3 separate regions of the Mus musculus genome follow, and regions 2 and 3 are each linked to region 1. Evidence: chromatin loops called from intact Hi-C (ENCODE). Cell type or tissue: left cerebral cortex. All regions are shown on one strand. Links, peaks and the distances in the headings refer to the core of each region. The heading gives the core; the rest is flanking DNA.

Region 1 (5,297 bases), core at 719-4,718:
GGTGCATGCCAGCAGTATGACGTCTTGATCCTTGGGTGCTGTTTATTGTATTTTTTGAGGCAGAGCGTGTCACTGATCTGGAGGTAGGTGAGGCTAGATGGCCAGGGGCCACCGAGATCTGTTGGTCTCTGCCTCCCCAGGACTGGGACAATAAGCATGCACCATCCTGCTTGGTTTTGTTACCTGGGTTCTGGGGAGCAAACTCACATCCTACTGCTTGCTTGCACAGCCAAGGGTTTTGCCAATTTAGTTATCTCCCCAGCTCAAACCAGGCTCTCGATTCCAATCTTAGTTACTGCTAACTCCAAGGTCACGCATACACACCCTGTGGTAAATACATCTCTATGTGTAGGTTACAGAATGGCTGCAGAAGAGTTAAAAGAGGCTGTAGCTGTTTTAGGGCTTCCCAGTGTCTATACAAAAAGGCAGAAACTGGCTGTTGCAGATGCAGAGAGAATCACTGCAGGTGTTTGTTCAAGGTGCTGGGAAATCAGATAAGTCAGAGGTTTGAACCAGGCCGAGAGCCACGGGGTCAGAGTTGAGCTGAGCTTCGTGGTTAAGTCAGGTTGTCCATGTGAAGGGTTGAGAGGGAGTGGGCCAGAAGAATTCTAGGAGGCTGCACCTGAAGCCCCAGGGACAGTGGGAGCTGTCTGTCTCCTGGTCAGGAGTGCTGGAAGGGAGCCCTGGATCCTCATCTCTTCTGACTTCTGTTCTGGAAGCCACCTATGAAGGAAGGTGTGATTGAAAGTCTGGTCCGGACATTAATCCATTCTGGATCTCTAGGTTTTCATTAAAAACAAAACAAAAATGAGTTATTTCTATTTCCCATTCTCTTCCCATCTTCTAAGAGATTAGAGACTGTTGGGGGGGGAACGGGAGGGGGAATGTCATTCTTCAAGGCCATTGAGGATGGATATACAGCTCTGTAGGGGCTCAATGAGGAAAAGCAATTTCCTCCTATCCAAAAGAATGAACCTTTGGCCCTGGGTGGAGATAAGACCTGCTGGTGTTCTCCAAAGATTAGAACATTATGTCAACTCCCATAAGAGTTAATCCATCTGGGCCTGTCAGTCACCTCGCCGAGACTGGCTGTCAGGGAGGCTGATGCGCCTAGCGCTATGCTAAGGAGATGGGAGGAATAATTATGCCCTTTATGTGTAATAAGGCTATTGTACTTATCCTTCCCAGACACCCTCACTCAGCATCGAAGCTTACAGAGCACTGCTGAGCCTGCCCACTTTTCTGAGTTACTTGGAAAACAGAGTTATTTCTTTTTTCCAGACTTTCTGAAGCTATCCCTCCCCCTCTCACCACGTGGCTGCTCACCAGCTATGGCTTTCTCTCTTCCTCTTCCCAGTCTTCTCCCAGGGAGCTGCCCCAATCCACAGCCTGCAACCTCTGATGATTCTTCTTCAATTTCTAAAACGATTGTCATCACACTTCCTTTCAAGTCTGTTTCTAGATTCTTTTAATGGGACTAGAAACCCCAATGCAGAAATACAGTGTCTATGGTTCCCAGTGTGGGGCTCCCCACACCTTCTGCAAACAGGCTTTTCTTTATGGCATCCATGGGAGGATGTTGTAGCACTTGTGTGTGTTTGTGTGTGCATTCATGCACATGCCAGCTACACATGTGTGTCCATGCATGCACATGCCAACTACACATGTGTGTATGCCTGCATGCACATGCCAGCCACACATGTGTGTGTATGCCTGCATGCCCGTGCCAGCTACACATGTGTGTCCATGCATGCATATGCCAGCTACACATGTGTGTGTCCATGCATGCATGTGCCAGCTACACATATGTGTGTGTATGCATACATGCACATGCCAGTAACACATGTGGGTCCTGGAGAGCAAATGCAGGTTATTAAGCTGGTTGTTTAATTGCTCACCAAGGTGCAGAGTCCTCTTGCCTCCCCGCATTTGGACTTAAAAGGGAGTCAAATTCTGCTTGTAGAATGGAGTTTCTCAGGGTACAGCTTAACCTGAAACTACTGCTATAATGAGATACAACCTACCTAGGTCAGGGCGCAGTCTACAAAAAGTGTGCTGAGCAAGCAGGGGTTGAAGTACAGCTCCATGCCTTGCCCTCAAAAATAAAAAAAAAGATAACTGATAGTGGAGAATGTAAAAAAGGCAGAGAAAAGCTGTTTGAGGGCCTGCAATCTACTGCACAGTTGGCCAAGCACTGCATTTGGGGTGGGGAGGCCTGGGTGTTAATCCTGGTTCTGCTGTGTGCTGCTGGGGGCAGTTCTGTCTTAGGAGGAAGCAGCGCACCTTGTTCCAATCCTCTCAAGGTCCTAGCAGCACTAGTATTCCTTCAAGGCATTGAATGCATTCATAGTAGAAATTCAAGTACTCTGTGTTGGACAAGATCTGTGACAGCATCTCTGAGGCTACCCTGTAATTCGGTTTTTTTGGTTTTTGTTTTTAGCATCAAATATACATAAGATTATTGTGAAACTAGGATGTCATAAGTAAAAATTATTTTTTATTTAATAGAGTGAGTAGGGCGGAACAGAAGGGAAAAACAGACAAAATGTTTTACTGCAGCAAATGGCAAAAATCCGAATAAAATTGGGCGCTATCTGGGGAAAGGGTTCAAATGGCTTCTTACTGGAAAGTGGAGTTAGACAATTCCTGTACCTACCACCAGAGGGCACCAGTGGCCCGGGACTGCTGAAAGGGGCGGCTGAAAAGGCAGTCAATCTACTTGAGGGTGAGCTGGGGAAGAGGAGATGAGGAACTTTTAATCCAGACAGTCACAGTCACTGAAGGAGAGGTTGAAGGGGGACAGGAGATGCAAATGCTAACTCCTAGTTTCGTTTACTCATTACAGTAACTCACTGTAATATCAAAATAAATAAATAAATAAAATTATATAAAAAAGGACCCAACCTGGATGCATTTGGTGCTGGTGCCTATGAGCAATTCAAGGGTGTTCTGTTTCAACTGAAGAAAAGCCAGAGTTAGGGATGAAAGTCATCGTTCAGCAATGGAAACATAGCCCGTATTTTACACATATTCCAAGTCTCTGAGATATTGATACAGTTGCAGACGGAGCATTTTTGAGCTTCAATTTTTTTCCTCCAAATTAATAAGAATAATTGGCTGATGAAATGCTTTTTAAAAATTGGAATATGTAGAAATGTAGAGACACGAAACTGGGTGATGCCGGGAAAGCGAGTCGGGGACTGCCACGCCTCTCTGCCCCGTGGCCTTGCTTAGTGACTTGCTGAACCCTTGTCTCTGCCCTTTACATTTCTTGACGTCATTTTATAAATCGTGGAGCGAGAGGCTTGGACCCGGTAACCCAAACTGTGCTTTCTTGAACACTTGCGTCCATTTTACGCATTAGTTTTGCCTTCAAACTTAGGGTTTTGTGGCTTAACTAAAACATTTCATTTTACTGCCATCTTGGAGAATAATAATGTACACATTAAAGTTCTGAAGAGTTCGGACATAAGGCAACATGTCCCAAACGTTTGAGCCATGCGACTCACTTCTTAGAACATTGTTAACAGCCTCTTGCAGTGTTTCTCAACCTGTGGATTGTGACCCTAGTGGCCCTTTCATTGGGGCTGCATATCAGATATTTACATTATTATTCATAACAGTAGCAAAGTTACAGTTCTGAAGTAGCACTGGAAATAGTTTTATGGTTGGGGGTCACGACCACATGAGGAACTGTATCAAAGTGTCACAGGCTTAGGAAGGCCGAGAGCCACTGTCCCCGTAGCTCTGGAGTTTCATGGCGTTCAGCCAGGGAAGTACCCTATAGGGTGGTTCCTGAAGCTTCTAGAAGCTTCTTCTATGCTGTGGTGACAGGTGCAGGCCAGCAAGCAAGGCCTTTGGGTTTCAGTTCAGGCTTTCTAACCTCAGACAAGTTACCTGGCTGAACTAACTGTGTCATGATGCATGGTGCCTCTGACCTTCGATGACATCTTTTAGCTCAGGGTCTCTCTAGCATGGTCTTACCTGGCACGTCAGTGTTCAGTGTTAGGGAGGAGCGGGAATGTGTTAGGGAGGAGCGGGAATGTGTTTTCTGCCCCAGCAGCCTGCAGAGAACATTCTCGCAGCATGAAAGCTAGCCAGCGGGGAGGAGGTTTCTCTGTTAGGTTTGACTTTAATTAGCCTGTGTCCTGCAGCCAAAGTGTGTGGTGTCTTCAGCAATGGGTCTTATGATACTGCTCTAGTAGGTAAATAAGGGCCTGACAATAGCCTATGTGGTTGAAGACCTCTGGGGCATCCGTGACCAAAAAGCTCAATAGCAGGGTATCCCACGCCTTGCCCTGAGACCTTTATTTATAGCCGTCTTCTGGAAGTGCCATTGTCCACTCAGGTAGGGTACTTCATTCAAACTCCCCCTTTTTAAATTAGATTTTTAAGCGAGCTCACTAACTAGTGGTTTTCCATAGAGCTTTTTCACATCCATAGTTCTGGTTAGCGTATTTATGACCTCTCTTCTTCTCCCGCGTCTCTTTTCTTCATCCCCACTTAATCCTTAACCCCTATATTTTTCCCATTTTCTTCCATATTCCATGTATTCGACCATCCTCCAATTATATGTCTTCAATAAGTCAAGGATCGTGGGTTTACCAATGGCTTTTTTTCACGTGTATTTTAGGGTAGTCCTCCCTAAGGACACATTACCCCGTCCTCCCACACCCTTCCCTCCTCAAACCCCTCTACCCCAGTCTTCCACCTCACTGCTTTCATTTTACCTGTAATGTACGATATTCATAGTACACTCACAGATATACACACACCTGGAAATAAGCCTAATCAAGGAAGCAGAAGACCTCTGCAATGAAGATTTTAGGACACTGAAGAAAGACATTGAGCCCCTAGAAGATGGAAAGACATCCAGTGCTCATGGATTAGCAGAAAAGAGACTGTGGAAATAACCATCCTACCAGTCAATACTCCAAAGCCATTCTTCAGCAGACATAGAACAAACAATCTAAAAGTTTATGGGGAGACACAAAAGACCCAGAGCAATACTAAACAGAAAGAATACTGTGGGAGGTATTTCCATACCTGATTTGAAATTATACTACAGAGTCATGGCGGTGGTGACACATTCTTATACATGGAGGGTGAGAGTAACGGGAGCAAGTGTAAGACTAAATATTTGGAAACTTGCAGTGTTCAGGATTTTCGCAGACTCAGCCTTCCGGCCTCTCATTAACTGTGGATGATAACGAGGCTGATAATGATAATGGATAGTGATAACGTGCTGGCACAGGAGCAAAAGAGCAGCAGTGCCTGCCCTGTCCCTCTGATGCCTC
Region 2 (5,297 bases), core at 580-4,579, 920 kb after region 1:
CCTTTTTCTTCCCTCTCTGAAACCACATTACTATATTACTCCACAAGATGCTTTTTGTTTCTACGTGTAACTTTATTCTATTTTTAAACAAGCATAGTCTGATTTTGTTTGCTTTTAGAAGACTCATTCAGAGTCACATATTGTGGTACAGGTCTAGAACCCCAGCACTGGGGAGTCTGAGCCAGGATGACTGCCAAGAAGGGAACCAGGCTAGCCTGAGCTGTATAGCAAATTCTAGAAATTCCTGGGATACAGTGTGAGATCCCTTCTCAAAATCCCTTCCAAGTGGGTAGGGGGAAAGGAGAAAGAATCACATTTAAAAGGACTTAAACATTTACATCCTATTTCATGCCTGTTTCTTTCAGTGTGGACAGCATGTGTTTAGTGTATCTCGGTTTCTTTGAGGCAGGAAGGAAGGGGTTAATTCATAGTTGGATTTTATGAGTTTTATTTATATGCGATGTGTGCTAAATACTTATCTTTCAGTTTGAAGTATTTTCCCCAGGTGATGGGAAGTAAAAATGCCCATCACATTAAAATTAGTTAAAAGAGATCATTTAGATATGAAAGTAAAGTTTGGAATTAAAATTAGGGAGGTGGGATAGATATTTGACTCCTTGGAATTACCGGATGAAAGAGTAAAGGGGGAGGGCGAAGCTTTGTAGGGCAGGAAGACCCGGACACAGTGGGAATGGAAGGCGGTGTGGGAGAAGAGAGAAAGGCAGTCACAGACTGAGACCGGTCAAGCATCACATCAAATTTTTTACATTCCGGCATAATAACATTTCAGGGATTCGAACCAGCAGAACACCAGTCCCTTTCCCCCTTACTTTAAAACGATAATGATTCTCTTTTAAAGAGTCTCTCCCGGCCCCGCCAGGAAGATCCTTTAAAAGCACGCGACCGGGATGTGAAACTGAGAGAGTCTTCCTGCAGCACACAGGACCTCCCCTCTGTGTCTGGCACAGCTCTTCCCAGCTCAGCCAGGGAACCCAGACAAGTTTATTTACACACCCCCCCGCCCAGCGTGCACAAACACACCCGCAGAGAGCGAGGGCGCGAGGGGCGGGAACGCCCTCTCTTCCATCCCTTCCAAACAATTATCTGCCAGAAGAAAAAAAAAAAAAAAAAAAAAAAAAAAAAAAGCAAATCCTTCGCCGCGCCGGAGGCTGGCGGGGTGGCGGGCGAGCCGGGAAACGTGGCCGCGCCGGCGAGCTGGGGATTTGTGAAAAGGAGCGCTGGCCCGCGTGCGCCTCTTGTTCCCCGTGTAATTTGCAGCCAATCATCGGGAGGTGTCCGCGCCCTGCGTCCTGCTCACCTCGGCCCGCCCCCGCCCCCGGCTCCGCACCGCCTCCCTCGCCTTTCTCCGCGCTCCCCTCCCCCAGCCACCGCACACACGCACACACACAAACAGAGCGAGGGGGGGGGGGGTGAGAAAGAGAGAGAGAGAGAGAGAGAGAGAGAGCGAGAGAGCGAGAGAGAGAGAGACTCCCCGGCTCCCTCCCTCCCTCCCTCGCACACAGCGACTGGAGACGGACCGGGAGCAACGCGCCGGGAAGAGCAGAGACCACCGACAACAGCCCCGCGCTCTCCCACACACGCTCACACTCGGCGCTTTCCTCTCCACCCCCACCTCCTCCTCCTTCCACCCCCTCCACTAACACCATCTCCTCCTCCTCTCTACAACAAGAAAAAAAAAAGCCATTTACAGGTATTTTTTTTTCATCCGCATATTTATTTACCCCACCCCCCCATTCCCAACAGTTTGTTTACAAGTATTAAAGTTGTAATTGGGAGCTGCCAAGACACATCTGGATTTGTGTTTCTTTGTGTTAGGGGGTGATGTGCAACTAATTAAAGGCAGACTGGCAGCGTCTGTAAATTCTAAGGCTCCCCAAATAAAAAGAGACTGGTAAGTGATTGTTCTTTCTCTTCCTCTGGCTTCCCCGCTTCTCTTTCTCTCTTAAATGTTTGCTGTCCGGTGGGATTGTAAAAGTAGATTAATGCTGGTCTCCAGCAATAAAAACCGTGACTGTATTAATTAATTAATTAATCTGCACCGGCCCCTCCTCCTGAATGTTAAATATGACCTTTGATCTCCATGTCTCTGGTAGATCAGACATACAGTATTAGGCATGTACAGTCACATTGTTCAGAGGCAAAGCAGGATCATGAAGTATGGATGTTTATTTTAGCTTTGGTGTTAGAACTATAGTTATTGGTGTGTGCTTTATTTTGTTGCTAAATAAAAGCCAAACAATAGCTGTGGCTTAGGTACCTTTTTTTCATGCTCCAGGGATGCATTGATTAAACAATAATGACCTGGATGCTGGGCACAATCCTTTTCTACAGTTTCTGGTGGTATTGAACCTAGAGGAGGGAAGGGGGGGGGAGGTAGTAGCAATTGGAGAAGCAAGGACAGCTTGTTTGGAAACACCATGCTAAGACTCTGAAAGGGGGATATTAGATCCCTTCTTTATTTGGAACAAGGTCAAAAGACTAAAATGTTAGTGTCCCCTCCCCTCAGTGGGATGATGCCCATTGCATGGTTGGCGGAACTAGTTTCTAGTGACTAGCAGTTATTATGATCTTGCATCTTCAATGTAATTCACAGAAACGGAAGCTGTATGTGTATTCTTACTGTGTCTTTCCCCCCAGACCCTAGCAAGTGTCAGGAATATTTAGCCAGGAGGATTTGGGGGGCACCTTTGTATTGTCATCAGGCCTCAGAAGGGAGCAGTTTTCCCTAATGTGAAACCACAGAGGTGGTGCCTGAGTGATTAGGGACTTGCTGTGATTGAAGGATGCCTGCCAGTTTCTAATCCAGCCGGAGGGAGGTTCCTTATCTTGCTTTACTTTGCCTAATAGGGATTTGTTTACATAAACCCCCCTTTTTTTAGGGTGCCTCATCAGTAGACCTTGAAGTTTTCAAATTTGAAGTTTGGACATAATGCTTCATTAATCTAATTATAAGCATAATGACTATAATTGATATGCATTTGAAACTCTGAAATTTTGAGACAGAGATTGCTAGGCCCTCAGTTTTAATTCCACACCAACCTCTAGGCTTCAGAAGAAGCCAGAGAAAGGTACTCTGGCAAAGAAAAAAATAAATAGGGAAACAAAGAAACTGTTTTTTTAAGGTGAATATACATTTTATATTTTTGCTTTAATTCTTAGAAGGATATGATATAGCTCTCACCCTTAATAAACAAGCAGAACCCCTCTTCCTAATGCTTATTGATGGCCTGTAAGCAGAGAGAGAAATGCAAATACCCAGTTAGCATTAAACTTTCCTCTTAAAAAATAGCAAAGGGGGGAAAAAAACATCTTAACAGTTCTTTGGATAAAAAAACACCTGAAGGAATCTCCCTTCTCTTTATGCAAAAATCAGTGTTGGTGAATGATTTAAAAAAAAAAAAAAAACTCCCTTGCTTTCCTCCTTTCTTGGGAAGACACAGCAATCTCCATTAGAAATGATTGGGAGTATTCTTATAGGAGCAGCAGACACTTAGTTCTGAGCCTGTGACATTGCTTGTATTTGAGATCTATCTATACATTTCTTTCTTTCTACCTACCTACCTACCTACCTACCTACCTACCTACCTACCTACCTACATTCCATCTTTCTATCTCTCCTCCCTTTTTAAAGCGAGTGGTGCACCACCTTGCCCCTGCCACCAAATGGCTTGTACAATTGAGACCTGTCCTTGGTCCATTGAATTAAGACCCTAACAGAGCCAGCTGTGCTGGGATTCAAACTAATGACAGCAGACACAGAAGGACACTGTGGCAGCTGGTAGTTCTTTTTTTCCACCCCCCTCCTGCCTCTTTGGTTCAAATTGTATGTGGGCAGTCTTGTAGCTCTCAGTTGTATTGTGTTTGCTTACAGTTTATGCGCGGATGTATTGTAGACTTTCTCAGTACTTCATTTGCTAATTTCCGGTTCGTTTTCCTCATAGGGCCATTGCTGTTTCTACTTTACAGCATTTGCATGCCCAGGCAGCACTTGTTCACACATTTCATAATGTTTAAATGCCCTCTGCTTATAGGTAGTATCGCCCTCCCACCCCTGATTTGCATGTCTTTAGCACTCCAATTGCCCTTTTCCCTCGGCATTTGTCACCCCTGTCTTTCCTCTTTCCCTGGGTACTCTAGCTATTAATACATTTTTTCTCAGGAGGGTTACAAGAATAGGGGGAGGGGGAGGAGCTGTGCGGTGTGCTGTCGGGAGAGAGGGAGGGAGCAGGGCTTGGGAGTGTTGGGGGGGCGAGGGGGGTCACGTCTTGATGATTGTTATGCAAACGACCCGACTGGAGAACGTGGGAGCTTTCTGTGGTGTCTGCGGTGGGGTAGCGAGGGCGGCTGTTTATTTATTTTTAATTTTTTTCTGGTGCAGCTCGTTGGAATGACTTTCTTTATTTTAGTTGTAACAGTTGGAGGATAATGCAAAGGAAGACGCTGCTTGGGAAGTCACCGTCTGTGGACATGCGCCCCAGAGAGGACTAGAGCAGCCCTCGCCTTGCTCTCCCCACCCGGATCCCACTTTCCTGCACGGCCCGGCCCGTACCCCGACCCCACCATCACCCGCTTCCCTTCCCCCCACCTCTCCCCCTTTCCCACCCAGGTGTCGGACCAGGCGGTCCCCACTTCCACCCTGCACCCCTTCTTCCCCCCCTGCACCATGAACACCAATGTCTGCGTGGAGCCCGGGCCGAGCCCGGAGGCCCCGGGCTTGCCCAAGGAAAGCCACCTGCCCGAGGGGGCCCTGAACAGCCTTGTGGATTACAACTCGGAGATGGAGCGTTACCGCTCCTTTGCCACCTCCTTCTACAAGACCAACGGGGGCGCCTTCCCGCAGGCAGCCAAGATCGCGCGCATCACCACCCCCATCTTCCCCAGCAGCGCCGCCGCCGCCGCGGCCGCCGCGCGCATCGGCATGTCCCCGTGGAACTGCGACAACGCGGCCACCGCCGCCGCCACCGCGATGCTCTGGGGCAGCGGGGGCGGCGGCGGAGGCGGTGGGGGCGGGGGTGGGGGCGGCGGGGCCGGCAGGAAATCCTCCTCGGCCGCCGCCTCCTCCTCCGCCTCCTCCTCGGCGATCCTCCCCGCCGCCGGCGGTGGCGGTGGCGGCGGCGGCGGTGGCAGCGGCGGAGGCGGCGGCGGCGGCGGCGGCGGCAGGACCAGCATGCACCACCGGAACGACTCCCAGCGGCTGGGGAAGGCTGGCTGTCCGCCAGAGCCGTCGTTGCAAATGGCAAATACTAATTTCCTCTCCACCTTATCCCCCGAACACT
Region 3 (5,297 bases), core at 580-4,579, 1.9 Mb after region 1:
CTGTGGGAAACTAAGATTCATGTATTTTTAATTATATGAATGAGCAACGTTGTAAAACTCCTGGTACAGAGAACAAGGGGAAAAAAGCTACTTGAGGAATTCATTGAACTGATATTCTAGAATGAGGACACCAATTTTATAGACATAAATTTTTTGAATGTTATTTCTGAAGGTTATAAATAAAGTGTATAAAGAAGAACAAAACAGAAGCAGGAGACATGGGAGCTGTTATTTTGTACAGAGAATAAGCTCCAAGAAGGTATGTTTGTGGAGAGCCTAGACTCACATGGAAGCAGCCTATCTGGGCAGCAGCCTGTCTGCCACATAGAACAGCCAGTGAAGAGGATAGGGGTCTGTTCTCCAGTGTGTACCAAAAGGAGAGATACAAGAGAGTAATAGGAAGTGAGGCCAGGGCATAGCCAGGAGCCAACGTGAGGACTGCAAATGTAGCTTAGGCCATGTGGCATGTGTCTATCATAGTGTGAGGCCCTAGGTCCAATGTCCCACACAAACACCCCAAAAAAGAAAGACGGAGAGAGAGAAGGAAACCGATCAGGATCTGGGCACCACTAGAAGAGTCTGAGTTTCATCCTCAAGGGAATGAGAGTAAAGAGGGAACACTGGGTGTCTGGAGACAGTGACATGACTGACATGTTTTTAAAGTCACTGAAGTTGTTTCACTGAGAGTAGACCAACAGTGGAAATGGGTAGGAGTCGACACATAGAGACATCCATGGACCAGTCATCAGTAGAAGCAGTCAGAGATGGTTATGCTCTGGAGTATCTGTGGCAACCCTTAAAGAATGTCCACGTATGCTGATCATAGACGTTAATAGCAAAGAGTGTGAGCTGCACACCACTACGCCATAGTTGTCCTAGATAACAGGAAGGATGGGCTTGCCATCAACTGGGAGGCTGACAATCACTTAACAAGCACATTTTAAGAGAAAATTGTTTTTAAGCTTTGAATCAAAAGTTTCCTCACAAGATCACAATTTGACTACTTGGTATCTGGCTGGAGGCACAGTTTTGGGAAGTTTCGGAGCCTGTAGGAGCGGAGTCTTAAATGTTAAATGTAAGTCTTGTGAGTGAGGCCCCTGACGGTTGTACCGTTCCTGTGTCTAACCTCCCTCCCTGCCAGGTGATCGGCCATGATGTGAGTAGCCCTTGCTACATTCTTCTTCTGCATCAACGTTGCTTTGCTCTTCCCACCCGATGAACTGAGACTCTGAAAGTATGAGCCAACACAAATCTTCTTTCCCATAAGCTGCCGCTGGCAGCTAGTTTAGTTACAGCAACATAAACTGAGCTTTTCTACCTCAGCCTTCAACTCCACAGCCACTATGGTGTTGTTGCCCAAGAAGAACCAGGTTATGATCTACAGACTCCTATTTCAGCAGGAAACGATGGGAGCCAAGAAGGGTGTCCAAGTGTCCAAACATCAGAAGCTAGCAGACAAGGATAGGTCAAGCCTTCTTGTCATGAAGGCCATGCAAGTCCTTCAGCCTCAAGGCTCGGTGAAAGAAGAGTTTGCCTAGGAACATTTCTAGTGCACCTTCCAACCAAGGTCTCTGAGATTTATCTCCACGTGCCTTGGGGGTGGGGAGGGTCATGCTATGCTTTAACCCTCCTTCAGGCTCTGCCTTTGAGAGGTCCAGAGGTTGAGAAACCTGCTAGACTCACAAGAAGGAAGCCTTACAGAGACACCTATGTGTCCCAGGTACTCAAGGAAGCTGAGTCTGGGGCTGGGTTAGCAACTGATTCCAGTTCAGCAGTCAAAGTGGTCATGGATGGGGTTCTTCTGTGTAACCCAGGCTGTCCTGGAACTAGCTCAGGAGACCAGGCTGTCCTTGAACTCACAGAGACCCACCTGCCTCTGTCTCCCAAGGGGTGGGATTAAAGGTATGAGCCACCACATTCAGACAGGTTTTGTCTGTCTATCTTTGGCTGTCCTGTTCTGGAACTAGCTCTATAGACCAGGCTATCCTGAAATGCACAAAGATCCACCTGCCTCTTTCTCTGAGGTACTGGGAAGGAGGTAGGTGTGCCGCGTCAACATCAGGCACTTTGCTAATTTTTTTCTAACACTGAGCCGGGCGTGGTGGCGCACGCCTTTAATACCGGCACTCCGGAGGCAGAGGCAGGCGGATTTCTGAGTTCAAGGCCAGCCTGGTCTACAAAGTGAGTTCCAGGACAGCCAGGGCTATACAGAGAAACCCTGTCTCGAAAAAAAGAAATTCTAACACTGAAGCAAAATTAAGCTCCTTTCATAAAGCAACAGCAGCAAGAGCGAACGAATGCTCAAATGTGTCTTCTGTCCTTGTTATCCAGATGACTCTGAAAAAAAAAATAACTTGGACCTTGTCTTAGTCAGAGTTTCTATTCCTACACAAACAAGAATGATACAAGAAGCAAGTTGGGGAGGAAAGGGTTTATTCAGCTTACAATTCCATATTGCTGTTTATCATCAAGGAAGTCAGGGTCAGGAACTCAAACAGGTCAGGAAGCAGGAGCTGATGCAGAGGCCATGGAGGGATGTTCTTTACTGGCTTGCTTCCTCTGGCTTGCTCGGCCTGCCAGAGGAAGACTACCAGCCCAGAGATGGTCCCACCCACAAGGGGCCTTTCCCCCTTTGATCACTAATTGAGAAAATGCCTTACAGTTGTATCTCATGGAGGCATTTCCTCAACTGAAGCTCCTTTCTCTGTGATAACTCCAGTTGTGTCAAGTTGACACAAAACCAGCCAGTACAGACCTACACATGATACAATGACAACATTAGCTAAGATCGTGTCTTTGGAGTAAAAAGTCTAGTTTAAACTATGATACCTAATGAATATCCACTTGTTTGAGTGCAGCCCCTCTGTTCTTGTGAACTTCTAAGTAAACCCCTATGGCTCTGACTAGCAGCTATCCCAATGTATCAAGCTTTCAGTTCCTTAGTTATAACAGAGAACTTTCCCTCCGCTTTCGTATCAATAAAGATGATTTCTAAAGAATGCAATCGTTATGTTGCTATTTATTATGCACTGCCTGCTTCTTCCACAAGAGTGCCTTTCATGAGAAGCTCTCATGCTCACTAATGTCTTTTGTTCTCTCTACCCTGGGAGAGACAGAGATACTTGTGCGTATTACTACCGCTTCTAAAAGAATAAGAAGCCACATATACTCTGCTGTAGTCATGCTTGTTGTTTTCTAAGCCTGGAAAAATATTCAACATTGTTGCAGGACATTTGATCACACTGAGAACCCCAAGATTGGGTTATTTACTGGAAAACATCTGTTTGTAGTTGTGGTGTGGGTCAGCCCTAGCACACACCTTTGATCACAGCCATTTGGATTTACTTAGAACAGGACTATTAATGGAAAATAAGAGGAAGTCAGGAGGACGGATAGAGAGACGCACAGGAAATAGAAGGGAAATTGAGGGGTTTTTGAGAAGGAGAGCTTCCTTTTGGAACATCAGCTGAGGAGGAGGGTCAGCGGGGTGCTTCCTCTGACTCTCTGAGCTAGCAGGCTTTTATACCCAGCATCTGGCTCCCTAGGCTTCTTTGGTAAAATCAAACAATTGGTATCTGGGTTTGAAAAAAAAAAGCACAACATAAAACAGTTTCACAATGAATATCTCTTTTTCTGTACTGTTAGGAATTGAACAGAATGATGCAGGATTCCCCAGCTCCGGCCCCCTTTTCAGTTATTGTGAGACTGATTAAACTGCCCCCATTGGCCTTGAACCATCAAGCACCATCTCTTTCTCATTAGTGTATATTAATTGTACAAGACGTTTCATTTTGTTATGACATTTTCATACCTGAATATTACGTCCTTTTGTCAAATTCACCTCTTCTGCTACCCTCTCAGTCCCTCTCTTTTTCCTTCTAATAATTATCTCTTGATGAACAGCATAGATCATATAGTGGAATACAGTCAATCTTTAATAAATACTGCCTGCTATATAATGTTAGCAAAGACAGTGTGACAAAATCACAGCTGTGAAAATAATACTCTTGCTCTAAAAAATCCCTTCCTTGCCTCTGAGCCTTTAATGACATAACATTTCTTCCCCTTCATAAGTTTGTTCCCTACAGCTAAATATATATTTGCCCACTTTAAAAAAAAAAAAAAAAGTTAAAACAGGGCAGGGAAGATAGCTCAGTGAGTAAAGTCACTGGCTGCCAAGCTAAAGTTGAATCCCTAGAACCTAGTGGTAGGAGAGAACTGACATCCCCAAATTGTCCTTGGTTGCCTCCCTGAGGCTGAAGGTTAAGTCATTGTTGCCTGGAGACACCACATACTTCAGACTTGTCGGGAATTAGAAAATTCCAGCTGTTTCTGAGCTAGAAGCCTCGTCCCTAAGGCGTAGCTTTATTATTTTGGGAGCCTCTTGGATTACTCTAACCAACATGAAAAGAAGTGTTCCATGCCTAGTACTGGGGATTTCTCGGGTAATCCATGCTCTAGTGTGCAGCACTGTCATGTCCCCACAACATTTTCCCAGGTGTCAATGATTCTCTCCCTTACATGAGGCTCTTACACTCACCGTCCAGAGAAATGAAAGTTAAAGAAAAGAAACAACAACGCCTCAAAGCAGTTCCAAAAGAAAAGAAAATCTTCCTTTCCTGGCTGGGCAGTGAGTTCCCATTGGAGGCTTTAAAACAAAACGAAAGCTTTTTTTGGTTTGGTCTAGTCTGGAGTTCTTGTTTGTTTGTTTTTTAAGATTATAATTCTTTTGTTCTGCAGGCGTGACTCTAACACAAAACTTCTCTCCAGCTGAGTTCTGAGGCTCTCAGTTCCGGGATCTCTGAGTCTCCCCCGCCTTCCCCATCCATGGACTCGCCCCGCCTTTCCCCCCGCAACCCCCACTCGCCGCAGCACTTGGACTGTCCCGTGACGTCATGACGCTGCGCCACCCAATCCGCTGCAACCTTGAGGACATTTTAAACTTAAAGGCGGGGCGGCCCGGGAGCTCGGTCGGCGCCGTTGCTCTCCTTCGTTTCCCTTAGTCTGCAGCGGACAGGATGGCCGAGGAGGCTTCAGTGGCTGTCTGTGTTCGTGTGCGACCCCTCAACAGCAGGTAGGCGGCCTGGGGCGGCGTGGGGACCTGCGTCCCAGCCCGCGCTGCCCCGAGTCACACCGACACCCGGGTGCAGGACTCCGTTTCCCCGAAAACACGGTCCGACTGCGCGTAGTTCTGCTCAGGGGACACTGCCGTCCTCGCCTGATGGACGGAGACAGTGAATGTTCAGTAGTGGGAAAAGGTCGGGAATGCCAGAAAGAAAAGACAAGAGGGGGTTGAT

What was found. Peaks named below come from ENCODE experiments on the same cell type or tissue, not always from the same donor. Only the 100,000 strongest peaks of a DNase experiment are listed, where the experiment ranks them.
Region 2: it touches region 1 in a loop (10-fold over the local background); 4 of 42 quality-filtered maps call a loop at or near these places.
Region 3: it touches region 1 in a loop (4-fold over the local background); 10 of 42 quality-filtered maps call a loop at or near these places.

What each region holds. Positions count from the first base shown.
Region 1 is chr3:133,311,999-133,317,295 of GRCm38, forward strand. All of the region lies in intron 1 of Ppa2 (pyrophosphatase (inorganic) 2), which reads left to right. Among named protein-coding and RNA genes, the nearest start is that of Ppa2, 4.5 kb to the left of the region's middle. In left cerebral cortex, for the core only: a CTCF peak has its summit at 2,653 (motif pointing right); a DNase peak (open chromatin) is centred at 2,663.
Region 2 is chr3:134,234,976-134,240,272 of GRCm38, forward strand. It overlaps Cxxc4 (CXXC finger 4), which reads left to right and starts at 1,520. Exons shown (of 4, transcript NM_001004367.4): 1 at 1,520-1,711; 2 at 1,837-1,912; 3 at 4,428-5,297. The coding sequence starts at 4,685. In left cerebral cortex, for the core only: no CTCF peak of the experiment used is centred there; DNase peaks (open chromatin) are centred at 1,028, 1,209, 2,088, 2,652 and 3 more places; H3K4me3 peaks cover 4,000 bases; H3K27ac peaks cover 3,245 bases.
Region 3 is chr3:135,207,641-135,212,937 of GRCm38, forward strand. It overlaps Cenpe (centromere protein E), which reads left to right and starts at 4,923. Exons shown (of 46, transcript NM_173762.4): 1 at 4,923-5,074. The coding sequence starts at 5,019. In left cerebral cortex, for the core only: a CTCF peak has its summit at 3,034; a DNase peak (open chromatin) is centred at 4,467; H3K4me3 peaks cover 549 bases; H3K27ac peaks cover 434 bases.